2 separate regions of the Homo sapiens genome follow, and region 2 is linked to region 1. A link is an interaction called in ENCODE POLR2A ChIA-PET data of the cell type or tissue named here. Cell type or tissue: A673. All regions are shown on one strand.

Evidence for each region. ChIA-PET counts read pairs that join two places held together with the same protein. Peaks named below come from ENCODE experiments on the same cell type or tissue, not always from the same donor. Only the 100,000 strongest peaks of a DNase experiment are listed, where the experiment ranks them.
Region 2: POLR2A ChIA-PET joins it to region 1 with 20 read pairs; 2 of 35 experiments call an interaction of 5 or more read pairs at or near these places.

The regions. Positions count from the first base shown.
Region 1 is chr10:91,235,375-91,243,374 of GRCh38, reverse strand. PCGF5 (polycomb group ring finger 5) reads right to left here. Exons shown (of 10, transcript NM_032373.5): 3 at 2,795-2,891. Among named protein-coding and RNA genes, the nearest start is that of PCGF5, 19 kb to the right of the region's middle. In A673, no CTCF peak of the experiment used is centred here; no DNase peak of the experiment used is centred here.
Region 2 is chr10:91,040,201-91,048,200 of GRCh38, reverse strand. LINC00502 (long intergenic non-protein coding RNA 502) reads right to left here and starts at 2,393. Exons shown (of 4, transcript NR_047467.2): 1 at 2,271-2,393; 2 at 1,083-1,189; 3 at 172-300. It overlaps LOC105378430 (a long non-coding RNA gene), which reads right to left. Exons shown (of 3, transcript NR_134319.1): 3 at 6,946-7,398. In A673, a CTCF peak has its summit at 4,751 (motif pointing left); no DNase peak of the experiment used is centred here; H3K27me3 peaks cover 347 bases.

The sequences.
Region 1 (8,000 bases):
AAAATCCAATTATGTTCTGGCTGCAATGTGGCCACCTTCAGGGATAATTCATGATTTGTTAAAGCATTTCAAAACCCACCACATCCCTTTACCTAGTGGCTGTCATGTGACCTAGTTTTGGCTAAAAAGAAGCCTGCTGTAGGAAACTTTGGTAAAGATCTTCCCCTCCCCACAACCTCCTTAGTCTCCTGGTATACTCAGGCCTCTGAGGTCCGCTCAACTATCACCATCACCAGTTTGCTTTCTAGCTTTCAGTTTCTGCTGACATCTCTTCTGCTACCATTTCTTCTTATCCTTTAAAAAGTGTTTACTGAGAACCTATCATGAGGAGCTATCCCAGCTGTCAAAGATACAGGATATCTTGTTTTTATTATCTCTGAGTTTATGTCTTTAAAAAAATTCCTTTGTGGTAATTTCGGTGGAATTTTAGGAGGAAAAGATCTCTATAAAGGACATCATTAAATTAAGAAAACTGGAATATGGAAGTTAGGTTAAAGTATTATACCAATGCAATCATACTGTGGTTATGTAATATAATATCCTTATTCTTAGGAAATATACACTAAAGCATTTAAGAGTAAGGGGCCATGACACATGTAACTTACCCTCAAATAGTTCAGAAAAAAATAAAGCATCCAATACACATATGCACATGATAAAGCAAACGAGATAAAACGTTACTAAGAAGCTAATCTGGGTGAACAGAATGCAAGTGGCTCTTGTACTACTTTTATTTGGGGGATTCTAAGTTTGAAGTTATTTCCAAATAAAAAGTTAAAAAATATATGATGTTATACTTTAGCCAAGGGAGCGGGTTTGATTAAACAGTGACTGGATTCCTTCAGGTATCTAATGGTCAGAATCAAAAGATTAAGATAAATTGCCTTATGATGTGGCCCTTTAAGAACAGAGAGGGTAATAATTATTAACTGTCTGTTTTTATTAACAGTTTTTTATTTTAATAAAAATAAGTTATTATAGATTTTAACAGTTGGTAATAATCTTTCATTACAACTGGATATTAACAGTTTTTTATTTTAAAATTAAGAAAAGAATTACTTGAGAGAAAATGTTTGCTTTATTCAGTTTCCTTACTGCAGTACTACTGACATTTGAGGCTGGATAAATTTTGCTGTGTGGGGCCTATCCTGTGCATTGTAGGATGCTTAGTAGCATCCCTGTCCCCTGCCTACTAGATGCCAGGAGCACCCACCCAGATCTGACAACCAAAAATGTCTCCAGATATTGCTAAATGTATCCCGGGGGCAAAATCACTCCTGGTTGAGAGGCACTGATATAGATCTAACCAGAACAAGGCTTACTCAGAATTACAGACCAGAGTTGACCAGTGGTTCCCAAATGTTAGCATATATTAGCATCACCTAGAGAGCTTGCTAAACGAAGTGATCTCCAATCCCAAAGTTTCTGAGTTAGCAGGTCTGATGTGTGGTCTGAGACCTGTCACTTCTAACATGATACTAATGGTTTGGGAACCACACTTTGAAAACCACAGGGCTAGACATTTACCTGTAGACAAATTATCCCAAACAGGCATTAAACTTGAAAAACAAAAGGCTGAAATGTAAGATTTGCAAATCCAGATTTATAGAATGATGGCAAATATCACACAGATAAGAGAGTTATGAAAGGTTCCAGAGACTATCTAGCTCTATCTTTAGATGAGTAGCTTCTTTTTTTTTTTTTTAAGTTCAAAAGTACTAAAAAGCTAACTCCGGAATTGACCCCTTTTGTGCTTTTCACTGGATTCTAGACGAGTAGTTTCTTAAAGATCACACAGGTGATCTGCCTTAGAGCTATGGTGGGAACAATGAAATGAAAATGGGTCTAGTGGTGAGGACATACGGCCTGTAGCTGGGAAGTGGCATTTGAGGTATTCTGTGAAACCTTAAGTCAAGTCATATCACTTCTCTAGATTTCCTAATTGGGAATAAAGGGATTTGGATTAGAATCTCATAGACCACTTCCAGTTTTAAAAATATATGATTAGGCCAGGTGTGGTGGCTCACACCTTTATCCCAGCACTTTGGGAGGCCGAGGCAGGCAGATCACCTGAGGTCGGGAGTTTGAGACCAGCCTGACCAACATGGAGAAACCCTGTCTCTACTAAAAATACAAAATTAATGTGGTGGCGCATGCCTGTAATCCCAGCTACTCAGGAGGCTGAGGCAGGAGAATCACCTGAACCTGGGAGGTGGAGGTTGCGGTGAGCTGAGATCGCACCATTGCACTCCAGCCTGGGCAACAAGAGTAAAACTCCACCTCAAAATAAATAAATAAATAAATAAATAAAATATATATTATATATATATATGATTATACTGCTAAAGTTGAGGGGTAAGTAAATGGTAGTCTTAAAAAAATCTTTTAGGTTTTACATAAATGTTTATATACTTTTTGAATATATGGTAAATTAAAAAATTAACAGTCCTAATATTAGTCTTTCTATGAGTTCTCCCTCTTTCTACTACCATGTAGCTCAACATAACATGGACTATTAAAATACTGAAAATACCTGTAACCTAAAGTCACTCTTACAGCCTAAGAGAAAGTTGTACTTTTAGTTTGGAAATGTATTTCTTAAATATTTAAGATGTAAAACCTTATTTTTAATACTCCTTAATAAAATACTTTAAAATAAAATGCTTTAAAATGAAAATCATAAGTCCTATATTAACTGAGTCAAGACAACATGAAATATTATGACATACAATAAAAATTAAGAGCCTATTCAATTTATGTAAATTAGATGAACTGTAAAATATAACATCCTTACCTCAACATTTCTAATGGATTTGTCTCATGAACTTGGTTGCCACACCTTGGGCAATCATTGCTATCTTCAAAGTGCTGAACAATACAAGTCTTACAGACTAAGAAGAAAGAAGATGTTAGGTTAAAACGCATCATATGAACGCTCATTTAATGTTAAACTAAGTGTAATTAGAAACAGACCTTAAAACTACCTACTACAAGTAGAATATCATTATTTAATTAAGCTTCAAAAACCTTACAATTGTAACACTGTAATAACACCCAACTGCAATAAAAGTCTACTGCCACAAACAAAAAGCATAAATTATTTTGCTTATTGTTTTCTTAAATGCATTCACACACCAAATACTACTCTACTCATCATCATATTAAACTAAAAAAGCTGGTGTATTTACATAAAATAGGTTCTTCTCATTTAAAGAAGTAGGACAGAAAAAGATAAAAACTAAGTCTGCATTTATTTCCTTTGCTAAACATTTATTTAAATGCAACATAAATAACTCAATACAACTTGAGAGTTTTCAACCTGTTTGCATTACTTTTATTGGCAGGGTGCTCCAGGGACAAACTGGGAGTCACAATGGACTTTGCTGGCCTTGGCAGGGTGTAATGAGTTTCTGCTCATAGGTACTATAATTCCATGGAGCACGAAGTATGAATAATGGTATCAAGTTGGGACAAAGGCATGAGAGGTAAATTGGAAGAATGACTGAAAAACTGACAGGGATAAATAAAATTTCAAATAAAGATTCTAAACAAAGACAATGGAAATATGACTTGTGGATTTGGGGCCACAAGCCTATACAGCCCACATTTCCTACAAACACTACTAATCTCTCTGGCTATAAATCTCTCTCATCTTTCACCTAAGCTTCTACTACATACTATGCCAATGTTTTGCCCCAAAACCTTAGACAATATTTACAGTACCTGAACTATAAAATATTAATTCAATTCCTCATCCTAATACTCCTCCTCCATTCTATTACCCCGTATAACCTGAAATTTTCACATGGTATAGATTGGCTCTCCTACTCCCCTTTCACAGCTGCATTTCAAGCTACTTCTTTCTCCTCAAGATCAACACTATCTAAAAGTTTACTTAAATGATTGGTCAAAACTAAACACTAGGATTCTTACAAATGAGATTAGGTTTGAAAATGTGACATATCACATATACTGACCAAAGCAACAATGGTCATGGAAGAACTCTACCAGGTATCTAATTTTAAAATCATTTAGTACATACAGAGATTAGCAGCATTTCCTCTTGTTTGTTTATTCATTGATTCAATAGGAATTTACTGAATGCTAGACATTATATTAGGAGTTGGGGATGCAGGGGCCAACAAAACAAAGCCCAAATTCTTATGGAGCTTATACTTTATTTAGGAAGGCAAACAAACAATTTTAGTTAGTGATAAGTGGTATTTTTACCTGCCTCCCCCTCCGCCCCCCAAAAATAAGATAGAGACAGGGTGCTGGGAGCCGGCAGCTATTTTAAATAAAGTGATCAGGATAGGACCCCTTAGCGACCCCTAAGTTGGTGACATTTGAGCAGTTTTGTTGGATGAATGTACCTGAATCCCATACTCTCTCTTTTCACCATTACACACAGCTATTAGGATAACACTGCCTTCATGACAATTCTCACAAAATGTGGGTAAAAGACAGTATCAGAAAACCTTAAAAAAAGAAAAAGCTTAGATATAAAAGCTTGGCCTAGAGCTATTATGTACAATTGAATACTTTGCCTTCTTCCCAAATTTCTTGTCCCCAAAAGGGTTTCTAAATGTCTTCTCAAGTCAAAATAATCTTTGGGAAGAGAGGACTGCCTTATTATGCCAAGTTGAAGTAGAAGACAGAGAAGCTGAATTCCTTCAGAACATTGCTGGTATTTGCTCTTTTCCCAGGGATGATAGATAAGTCTCTGAAATTTGGGAAAGAGGCAAAAAAAAAAAAAAAAAAAAAAAAAAAAAAGAAAGAAAGAAAGAAAGAAATGAGAGTGGAGGGATTTTAAAAGCCTGATCCTGACATGGAGCTCTGATCTTTGTAGTTCAAAAGGTTTATTGTACTCAACGGGTTGGCAATCCTTGGTTGTCTACCAGGCTTGACCAAATAGAGAGGTATGTGACATGCCCAGAACAAGTCCTCACCTGGATCAGCCAAAAGGCTAAGGGTAGGACCCTATCTTCCCAGAAGCTATACTAAGCTAGGCTGCTCATGAAAGAGTTGTAGGGCTCAAGCATCCAAAGGTGCATACATTAAAGAGTAAAGTTATGCTAATTGCTTAAAGTCAAAGCAGCACCAGTACCCAAGAACAGTGATGGGGAATACTAATCTATATTCTAGATCTGGACTGCCAATAGAGAAGTCACTAGCCACATGTGGCTACTAAGCATTTGAAATGTGGCTAGTTTAAGTTCAGATGTAATGTAAGTATAAAATACACACTAGACTTCAGACATAACCTGAACAGGTAATCTCAATAATTTTATATTAATTACATTTTGAAATGAAAATATTTTAGAGATATTGGGTTAAATGTATTATTAAAATTAATTTTACTTGTTTCTTTTTTAGTGTGGCTACTAGAAAATTTTAAATTATACACATGGCTCACATTTTATCTCTACCAAAGGGTGCTATTCTAGATGGAGACAGAATCCCTCCTATCAAGAGGTGAGTTTATTTTCACACCAACAACTGAGATGCAGTATCTTATTCCACTTTTGCTGGTAAAAAAGAGGTTTCAATAGGCCCAGTCACCTGCCTATTCTGGTGAATGGCAGCAAAAAGACATAAATTCAGGTTTTCTGATGCAATTTTTTTTTTTTTTAGATGGATTCTCACTCTGTCGCCTAGGCTAGAGTGCAGTGGCGCGATCTCGGCTCACTGCAACCTCTGCCTCCCAGGTTCAAGTGATTCTCCTGCCTCAGCCTCCCTAGTAGCTGGGATTACAGGTGCCCATCACCATGCCTGGCTAATTATTTGTATTTTTAGTAGAGACGGGGTTTCGCCATGTTAGCCAGGCTGGTCTCCAACTCCTGGCCTCAAGTAATCTGCCCACTTCGGCCTCCCAAAGTGCTGGAATTACAGGCGTGAGCCACTGCGCCCAGCGTTGATGTGAATTTTTGAAAGCATTTTTTCAGAGACTAATACCAAAAACTGTCTTTCCTGACAATTTTTTTTCAGATAGTTTTAGTAAAAGACAACTTTAAGATGCTGAACAATGTAATATTCTGACTTGCTTTGTTTTTCGTTTGGATGATATACTGTTATTATCATAGTTAACACTTAATGGGTTTACGTACCAGGCATTATCTTAAATATGCACATGTATCCAACATACTATGTCCATGTATGTCCTAATCAACATATATTTAATTCAATACAATTTAATAATCTAATCTTTACTACATTCCTATTAATTAGATAGCATTTGGCCTCTTATAGATAAAAAAATGAGTAGAGAATTTGAGCAAGTTGTCTAAAATTATGAAGCTAGTTAGTGGTTAAAACCAATATTTGAATCCATTTTGTTAACCAATGTATGTGTGATACATTTTCTTCACACTTTATTTACATAGATCTACGATATATAGAAAAAGAATGTCTTACTCCTTATTTTAGGAGCCTTAAATATGTCTACTTGTACAATTAGATCTCCTTTTAAACTGTATAGAGCCCTTTTCAGTAGCTTATTTGTTCCTTTAAAAAAATCTCTAGAAGATACATCTCCCACATGGCTTTTAAAAACTGTTAAAGCACAACCTTACATAAATTAGAACCTGAGGAAATCCAGGCTTGAAGCTCGGTGAAACTGGAAAAAGTAAAATGAGGATTTGGTTTCCCATAGATGCTTAAAAAACTTCTCATCACTACAAAACTCACTTCTAATTCTTAGTTTATAATTTGAAGTCCATACTAGCAGTACAGCACATTTTAAAAATATCTTAAAGATTTCATGCCAAACTCTCTAACTGCTCAACTGCTGTAGTGGTTAACCCAATTGGTCCAAGAATGATGTTAAAAAGGTCCTAGTCTAAGGTTAAGACTATGTATACAGACCAAGTAGAGTCTTCATTCTCAACAGCTACTCCACACAGATTCTATAGCCATAAGAAGCACCTGGGTCAGAAAGGGAGTTAGGCTCACCAAAGATGTCCTCAGGTGGGAAAACACTTAAGTAACAACTTAGCTAATATTTAATGAGCACTAACCAAATATCAGGCTTGGCCTCAGGACTCTGTATGGATTATAGTATGGACAGTTACTATCCTCCCTGGGCAAGTGAGGAATGTAGTGCTGGAGAGCCTGACTAGGCTGCTCACAGCTGCACAGCTGTGCAGCAAAGATGGTATCCATCCCTGGGCTGCGCAGCTCCAGGCCTAAAATCCAAACCACTATGCAATGCATCTCAGAATTAGTAACATTTGGTCCCTGGCATCAAAATCAAAAATTCATATCATATTTTTTTAATTTATTATTATTTCTTTGTTTAAGACAGGGTCTTACTCTGGTCATCCAGGCTGGAGGGCAGTGGCATGATCATGGTTCACTGCAACCTCAAACTCCTGGGCTCAAGTGATCCTCCTGCCTCAGCCTCCTGAGTAGTTTGGACTACAGGCATGGGCCACTGTATTAGTCTGTTTTCACGCTGCTGATAAAGACATACCTGAGACTGTGCAATTCACAAAAGAAAGAGGTTTATTGGACTTACAGTTCCAAATGGCTGGGGAGGCCTCACAATCAAGGTAGAAGGCAAGGAGGAGCAAGTCACATCTTACGTGAATGACAGCAGGCAAAAAGAGAGTTTGTGCAAGGGAACTCCTCTTTTTAAAACCACCAGATCTCGTGAGACTTATTCACTATTGAGAAAACAGCGTGAGAAAGACCCGCCCCCATGATTCAATTACCTCCCACTGGGTTCCTCCCACAACACATGGAAATTGTGGGAGTTACAATTCAATTTGAGATTTGGGTGGGGACACAGCCAAACCATATCGGCCACCATGCCCGGCTAATTTTTAAAATTTTTGTAGAGACAGGATCTTCCCATATTGCCCAGGCTGGTCTCAAACTCCCACATTAAAGCGATCCTCCTGCCTCAGCCTCTCAAAGTACTGGGATTAACCAGCACACCTGGCCCTTTATACTTACCTCATCACAAACATCATTAAACTTTTGCCTAATGTTTACTAAGT
Region 2 (8,000 bases), 200 kb after region 1:
TAAAATTCATATTTCAGTTTCCATAAATAAAATTTAATGGGAACATAGCCTGGCCCATTCATTTATGTATTGTGCTATAAGGGCAGAGTTGAAGAATTGCAACAGAGACTGTATAGTTGGCAAAGCCTAAAATATTCATTACTTGGCTCTTTAAAGAAAATATTTTCTAACCTCTGGTGTAGAAAACTTTCTGGTGCTGTCACTTCACACTGCTTGGCTGTAGCCATCTCCTTAATTGCTAAGAGACACGGCAACCCCAAACAGCCATCTTCCTTTGTATTGCATGAAATACAGGGTAAGCTGTAGGAACAATAGAGAATGGTACATTGATAAGCAGGTTTGAATTTTCTTAAGCCACAAACTTGAGTGTGCAAAATTGATAATATTATTTTGTATAATGTAACTTAATTTACTTAACATTATAACATGCAATGTTAATTATTTATAGAAAACTTCTCTGTTTTCTCAATCTTTTCATGTTAAAATTCAGTTAATTCTGGATTTTCTCTATTGTCTTCCATCTCCTTTAGATGGCACCTGTGTGGGGTAGCCTACATGGTATTCTGGCAAAGCCTGCCTCTCCTGAGATGTATCCCACCTCTGGTTACTAGCACTCCAGCAATGTTCATTACCTCACCTGGTCTTGCGGCTTTCTCTTATAATGTACTTTTTCACTTCTGCCGGATACCTGGGTTTATCAGTGCTCTGCTACTCTTGAACTCTTCTCGAGTGTGTGGAAACTTTGCACTGCTCTTCCACGTTTTCTCTGGGGTTGCTAGAGATGAGTAGAAAACCCTGGCCTTCCCTGACCCTTCCCACCCGCCCCCCACCAACCTGGGAATCTGGCATAGGAACCAGGTCTGTCTGACAATGTCCTTGCATTTAATACTGTCATCCCACCTCTTCCCATAGCCAGCTTCTTGAGTGGAAAACGTCCCCAAGCCTGCTACTGCTCCCCCTGCAGTGGTGTCTCTTGAGTTGGAAAAACAGGATGTCTTCTCTTTCAGGGCCATGATCTGAGGCAGGCTGGGAGGAGGGAGGAGGAGGCATCTGGTTGATAGCCCTTTACAAAAGGAACATACTTGTGCTTCCCAGCTCTGTGCATGCTCCAGTCAGCTCAAGTCCGACCTATTGGCTCTGTTTGATTCAGCAACTTCAGACTCTGGTTAGGCCAGATGGAAAATCAGTCCTGGAAAAACGAAAATGTAAAAAACTGTGGCAGAGAAGGTCATTCACTCCCTCATAAATCTAAACACACTAAGCCCATTGAAGGACTTGCCAGGAAAATGTGATTTTCAGTTTTCTCTTTGGGTCCAATTTATCTTTACTGCTAAGTAGTCAAGTTGAATTAGATCCAGAACCAGATACAATCCTACCATTTTTCTTTGAAGGGAGGGACCCCCACCTTCCTGTCAGTGACCTAGCTACCCCATCCTAAAGACTGGTATTTCCTAAGTTAGAAATTCTAGCAGATCTTCTTTTAGGTTTCTGAACTGGGTGCACCCTAGGTTTCCTTTTCTCAGATGAATGAGTAATTGCATCTTTTCTTCAATGCCTCACTAAAGATGAGAAACAGTCACTCAGGATTGCATTTCACTTCATTGCATTTTGCTTTTTGCAGATGGCAATTTTTCTGCATCTTATGATCTCCCTTGACCTGAAGCACAGCCCCATCTATCATCCTGACCATTCAAGTTTGTAGTTTTGAAAGATACACAATAGAATGGAATACAAGAAAGAGCAAACCTGTCCAGGAGACTTGACCAAATGAACCCTCGTGTCAATGAGGGCATTAGAATAGGCCCTGGAATACCCATACTTCCATGATATTACCACAGTTGCACGTAAATATAAAACATGCAAAGCATTCCCCAGGCTGTTATTGGCAAGAATCATAGTTCTTATCCTATGAAGATAGGAGCAGAATAGAAGAGAGTAGTCCAGGTGTGTTTCCTACCTGAATGACAAAGTGGAAATTGATGTATAATTTTCCATATGGAAACAACTTGTTTCCCCACATTCATTTCCTCAATAAGGACAGATGCCCTAAGGCAGATTCCTTCAAGATGGAGTGAGAGAGGCCTTTTTTCAGCTCCCTGTGGTAGTCTTACTATATCATCACAGAGTCTTTGCTATGCCTCCCTTCAAGAGATGGAGTTTGATGTCTTTTGCCTGGAATGTGAGTGGGACTTAGTAACTCACTTTCTAATGTAGAGAATATGGCAGGGGTGATAGCATGTCACTTACAAAGACTAGGACATAAAAGATACCTCTGGCTTCCTCTTTGCTCTCTTTGGGATCTCTTACTCTGGAAGAAGCTGGTTGTCATGTCATGAGAACACTCAAGCAGTCCTATGGAGAAGTCCACATGGTAGGACCTGGGGCCTCTTGCCAACAGCCATGAGAGTGAGCCATGCTGGAAACAGCTCCTTCAGCCCCAGTCAAGCCTTCAGATGACACAGTCCTAGACAATATCTTAACTGAAACTGCAGGAGAGACCCCGAGGCAGAGTCACCGAGTTAAACTATTCACAAATTCCTGACCCACAGAGGCTGTGAGATAATAAATGTTTGTTGTTTTAAATCCACAAAGCCATAAATTATAGAGTAATTTGCTGTGCAGCAATAGATAATGGAGTCCGCCTTGGACAATATTTCATTGGTGGTGAAAATTTCATTCTATGAGTTATTTATGATGTATACCTTTATGTTGAATGGTCATTTTTTAAAAAACTAGTCTGCTTTCACAAGGAATAGTACTAATAAAATAAATACTCTTATTAGTTTATAATCTGAGCTGCTATAACTTGACCAGACATGTTCCTAGACAATTTAGTGGATACACTTAAATGTTCCCCCTACGGATTACTTGAGTAAACAAAGAGAAAGTGGGGTCCAGACTTATCAAACCACTTCATTGTAACAACAGAGTTAAAAGGATATTGTGGGGGGTTTAAAATATGCATGCAAATTCTTTGACACCCTTCCCATTGAGAGGTGGGAGTCTCTGACCTCTCCCTGGGAATCTGAGCCAACCATAGTGACATGATTGTAATGAGTAGATGACTCTGTAGACAGCCCCAGCTGAGGTGTCAGTCAAGAGCCAGTATCAACAACCAGACACAGGAGTGAATACACCTCCCAATGAGTTTTGCTCTCAGTCATCAAGTAAGTTACTCCCCACTGTCAAGTCACCCCCAAGTTGTGACCCCATATATAATGGAGCAGAGACAAAGTATCCCCACTGTATTCTGTCCAAATTCTTGCCCCACAGAATCCAGGAACATAATAAAATGGTTGTCTTATGCCATTAAGTTTTGGGGTAGTTTGTTACATGGAATACCAACCTGAACAGATGTATGGAAACAACTTTTCTTCACCTTTCAGATTAGTTGAAAACAATACAGTTTGGAGACAAGAGCTAATTAGCAATTGAGTTAAGCTATGACCGTTAAAAGACTTAACTTCAGGGCAAAATGTAAGGTTCAGTAGAAGGGTGGCAACATGAGAGCCCAAGTAGAGAGACATCCGTATGGTTTTTGCTCTGTTGTTGTTTCCTTTTGCAAATTGCATATCTCTGAGAACATTGAAGAGCTCGTTAGGCAGCATAAATAGAGCTAGACACAGTAAGCATAAATTTTACCTTTGAGTTTTTCCCTCACTTAAAAAACATTTACAATTACAAAAAAATTCAAACAGAGAAATACAGAAAGTAATGAGACATCTAAGTTTTCTCCCCTACTACCCAGAATTCACCCAAAGTTAATATTTTTGGACATTTTGTAGATTTTATTTATTTGTTTATTTATTTTTGAGATAGGGTCTCACTCTGTTGCCCAGGCTGAAGTGCAGTGATGTTATTTTGGCTCACTGTAACCTCTGCCTCCTGGATTCAAGCAATCCTCCTGCCTCAGCCTCCCAAGTAGCTGGGATTACAAGCACGTGCCACCCCACCTGGCTAATTTTCATATTTTTAGTAGAGATGGGGTTTCACCATGTTGGCCAGGATGGCCTCGAACCCCTGGCCTCAAGTAATCCACCCTCCTCGGCCTCCCAAAGTGCTGGAATTCCAGGTGTCAGCCACTGCACCTGGCCAACATTTTTTACTTCATATCTTTTCTTAAGTAAGAAATAAGCTGCCAGATACATTTAGAGTTTCCTCGTCCTACCCAATTCCATTTTATCCCATCCCCAGAGGTAGCCACTATCCTGAAGTTAATGTTTCTCCCTTGCTTTCACCTTTTCATTACTTTAAGCATAAATAGTTCTGAGGCTGGGCACAGTGGCTCACGCCTGTAATCCCAACAATTTGGGAGGCCGAGGCAGGTGGATTACTTGAGCCCAGGAATTCAAGACCAGCCTGGGCAACACAGCAAAAGCCTGTCTCTACAAAAAATATAAAAAAAATTAGCTGAGAGTGGTGGCATGCAACTGCACTCCCAGCTACTCCAGAGGATGAGGTGGGAGGATCATTTGAGCCCGGGAGGTCAAGGCTGCAGTGAGCAATGATAGCACCACTGCACTCCAGCCTGAGTGACAGAGTAAGACACTTTCTCAAAAAAAAAAAAAAAAGAAATAGTTCTGAAAGTTATAAAGTTACCTTATAATTGCATTTATTGAAAGCTAGTTTTAATGATTCTGTCATCATTCAATAAGTTGATTTGGTGAAGACAAGACAGACAAATGTTTGCTCTCTCACTTACTAATGGATTAAAACTTCTAGGATACGTGCTCTCCATCTAGTGGTAAAAACGGGATAACCCTAGGTGCACTAATGTCTGATGTAGAGGAATGAACACACACCAAGGGCCTTCTGCGGACAGGACACTCCTCTGGTGTCTGTGTGGGAGACACAAATGAAGAGAAGATAGACTCTGGCCCTCAGGGTGCTAAATCTATGGAACATTGACCACGTGGTCAACAACCACATGAGGGACACAGAGGCCTAGAGAGGTCAAAGAACTTGCTCCAGGTCCAACAACAAGTAATTGGCAGAGACGCAAGCCAAACTCTGACCTTTCTGACTTCGAAGCCCATTCTCTAAACTGTGATGCTTGATAGTACTTTTAAACATTATTTTTATATTGAAACAAGTATAGATTTCTTGTGAAGCAGAATATAAATTTTCATGAATTGTAAGGATTTAAGAGAAGAGCTTTCAAATAAATTTGGCCTGTTTCTTGGATGGCTCTAAACCCTCAAATCCAGGAGTTTCTGCCTTTAGAAGTCCCGGGGAGGAAAATGTTGAGAAGCGCTTCTTGGGGATGACCTTCTAGAATAGAGCAAGGGAAGGTTCAGAGTGGGAAGCATGGAACTTGAAAGATCACTAGTAACAGTGATATTGAAAAATGTTAACACCTGGATCAGCTGGGCACTGACTAATAGCAAAGAGCATTGGCCAAATAGTCCAAACACTGAGCATAGCAAACAGCTTAGCTTTAACTATGCTTAGCATCTTCTTCCTGAAAAAAGAAGGCTGCATGTCCTAGGTAAGGAACAGGGACCTAAAGAAGGGTGAAGATTTAATAAACTATCCACTGGAAATTTCTTCCACTTGTTCCAAACCTGCTCTTCCTCTTCTGTGTTCCAGCCTTCATTAGTCTCCCAAATTAGAAACCTTAATGTCATCCTCGACTTAATTTCTCGATTGGACTAGAATCCAATCTTGATTTCTCTTCCTTACCTCATTGATCCCCTGGTTGCACTTCGAGGGATAGAGAGAGAATTAAGTGTGCCTGAAGCAAAAAGACCAGAAAATATGAGTCCACTGAAAAGGAAATTTTCTAGATGGAATAGCAGGTAGAATTAGTTGGGACATGGTTTGGACAAAGAAGTGGTAAGAGCATAGTGAGTGAGGATGAGAACACACTCCTGCACACACTCAATCAGTGAGGTCAGAGAGCACAGGAGGAAAGGTCGGGTTACGGAGGGTGTGGAAAGCCATCTGTGCAGCTTATGGTCTATTCTAAGGGCAGTTGGAAGCTGTTGGAAGATTTTAGGCAGAGGGGGAGGGGCATGTAGCAAGATATGATTCGTGTTTTCAAAACATTACTCTGACTGCAATAATGAATTCTAGGATAGCAAGACTGGAAGCAGCACTAGGAAATTTTACAGATGTAGAGAAGCAAGACAGTGCTAGTTTGGATGGGAACAGTGGTGAAGATGGAGACAAGAGAAGATATTTTGAATATGATCATAGGTAGAGTCCATAGGGAGCCCTCTGATATTATCTAGTTCAACTTCACCTTACAGATGAGAACTTTGGGGTTCAGAGAAGTAAAGAAATGTTGTGTCACCATCTATAGATGGCAGAGCTACCACTCTGATATGAGCTCTTGATTTCCAGCCTAAAACACTTCCCGTTGTATCATACTACTTTATGTATTGTTTTGTGTGTGCTCGCTATTATTCTTCTGCCAGATTATAAATTTTCTGAAAGCAGAGAAGTTGCCTTAAACGTGAGCAACTGATAAACTTTTTGTTTGCAAAGGCTATGGCCAAGGTACATTGTAGATGAAATGTAGACATAGTCCTACAGTCCCAGGATCACTCAAACCCAGGCGCATAGAGGAAGCTCATTGACATTTCTTAAATCAAAATGAAGTGTTGAATTACATACAAAGGTTCCAATCTGTGGAAAACCAAATCCCATTGAGATTCAGACTCCAAGAAAAAGTTCAGATTCTTGCTTGAGTTATGAGAAGGGGGAAATTCTAGAGGTAATCCACATTAGTTCTTTATGGAGGAGAAGATAATTGCCCTTGCAGAAACTGTCCCAACTGACCCCAAACTGGAAAGCATTTGGACACTCCCTTCCCTCAACTCAGGGAGGAGTTTTACATGGGCTTAGTGGAGGGTCCACATACCCTTCTTCAAGACCTGGCAATAGAGACTCTGATGGAAAGGGCAAATGGATTACAAATAACTCCAGAGAACTCTCTTTTCACTTCTGCCTCTAGATTGATAAAACAGCATTGGCTGAGCCATCATTTTGGGTGTTGTTTTTATCCAGAGGAATATGCAGAGCCAAGTAGAAGCCGAGGGAAAAGCAACCCTGGGGACTGGCTTCTCATACCTAGCTCTGGCTTGGCCTCTGGCTAAAATAAAGGAAAATGGGAAAGAAACATCGAGTTTATAAATGATTTGATCTGATTCACTAAGGTAAATGAGCGGAAAGGGATTAAGGATAAAACCAGATATAAATCATTATCAGGGATTAAGTCATAACTGGAAATAACAACTGTTCATTTAACTCAGCCATTTCCAGTGTTATCTCATTCAGGAGTCCAAGCTTGACAGGAAACAACTGGAGAGAGGTACATACAGATTGGGTGCAGGTGAGGAAACCCTCTCCATCTGGGATAGTTGGCAGCATCAAACACAGCCATCTGGAAAATCTCTAATAAAAAGATGCCACTTGGTTTCAGAGAAAATGCCAAATATTTGTGTCTGTTATTAATCATGAAGTTATTGAAAATTGGCTTTGAGTAGCTTGGGTACTAATGATCAATGAATTAAAGGTCATTCCCTATATCTTATATTTGCCCTTTGTCTAGGTGTGTGCAGCGTTGGGTAAGGTCCTCCTTAGGACAGATCTATTTCCTTGTGCTTTCAGCCTCTCATTCTGTGTCCCTCTCCCTCTCTCTCTCTGGCACCTGTTGCTTTCTTGCTCCAGTGAGGCTGTTTGGAACTCCTAACCAGGTTTGCCCACCGATGGATGTCCTATGTTCCTAGATTATTCCTTTACTCTTCATTGATTCCATAAATCCTCCCACTTCCTCAGCACACTGATCTCATGAACCCATTTGGAGGAAAAAAATCTGATTGACCTTATTTATGCTATGAGTTGGGTGACTTACGCATTAAGATGCGCGTTTTTCAAATGGATAGATCTTAATGGTGGGACAGTGTGGGAACAAGGGCCACCCCTTGCACTTCTAATATTGTCATGTACTTTTTTTTCATTGCCCTTATATAGTTTTTAATCACATAATTGTATAG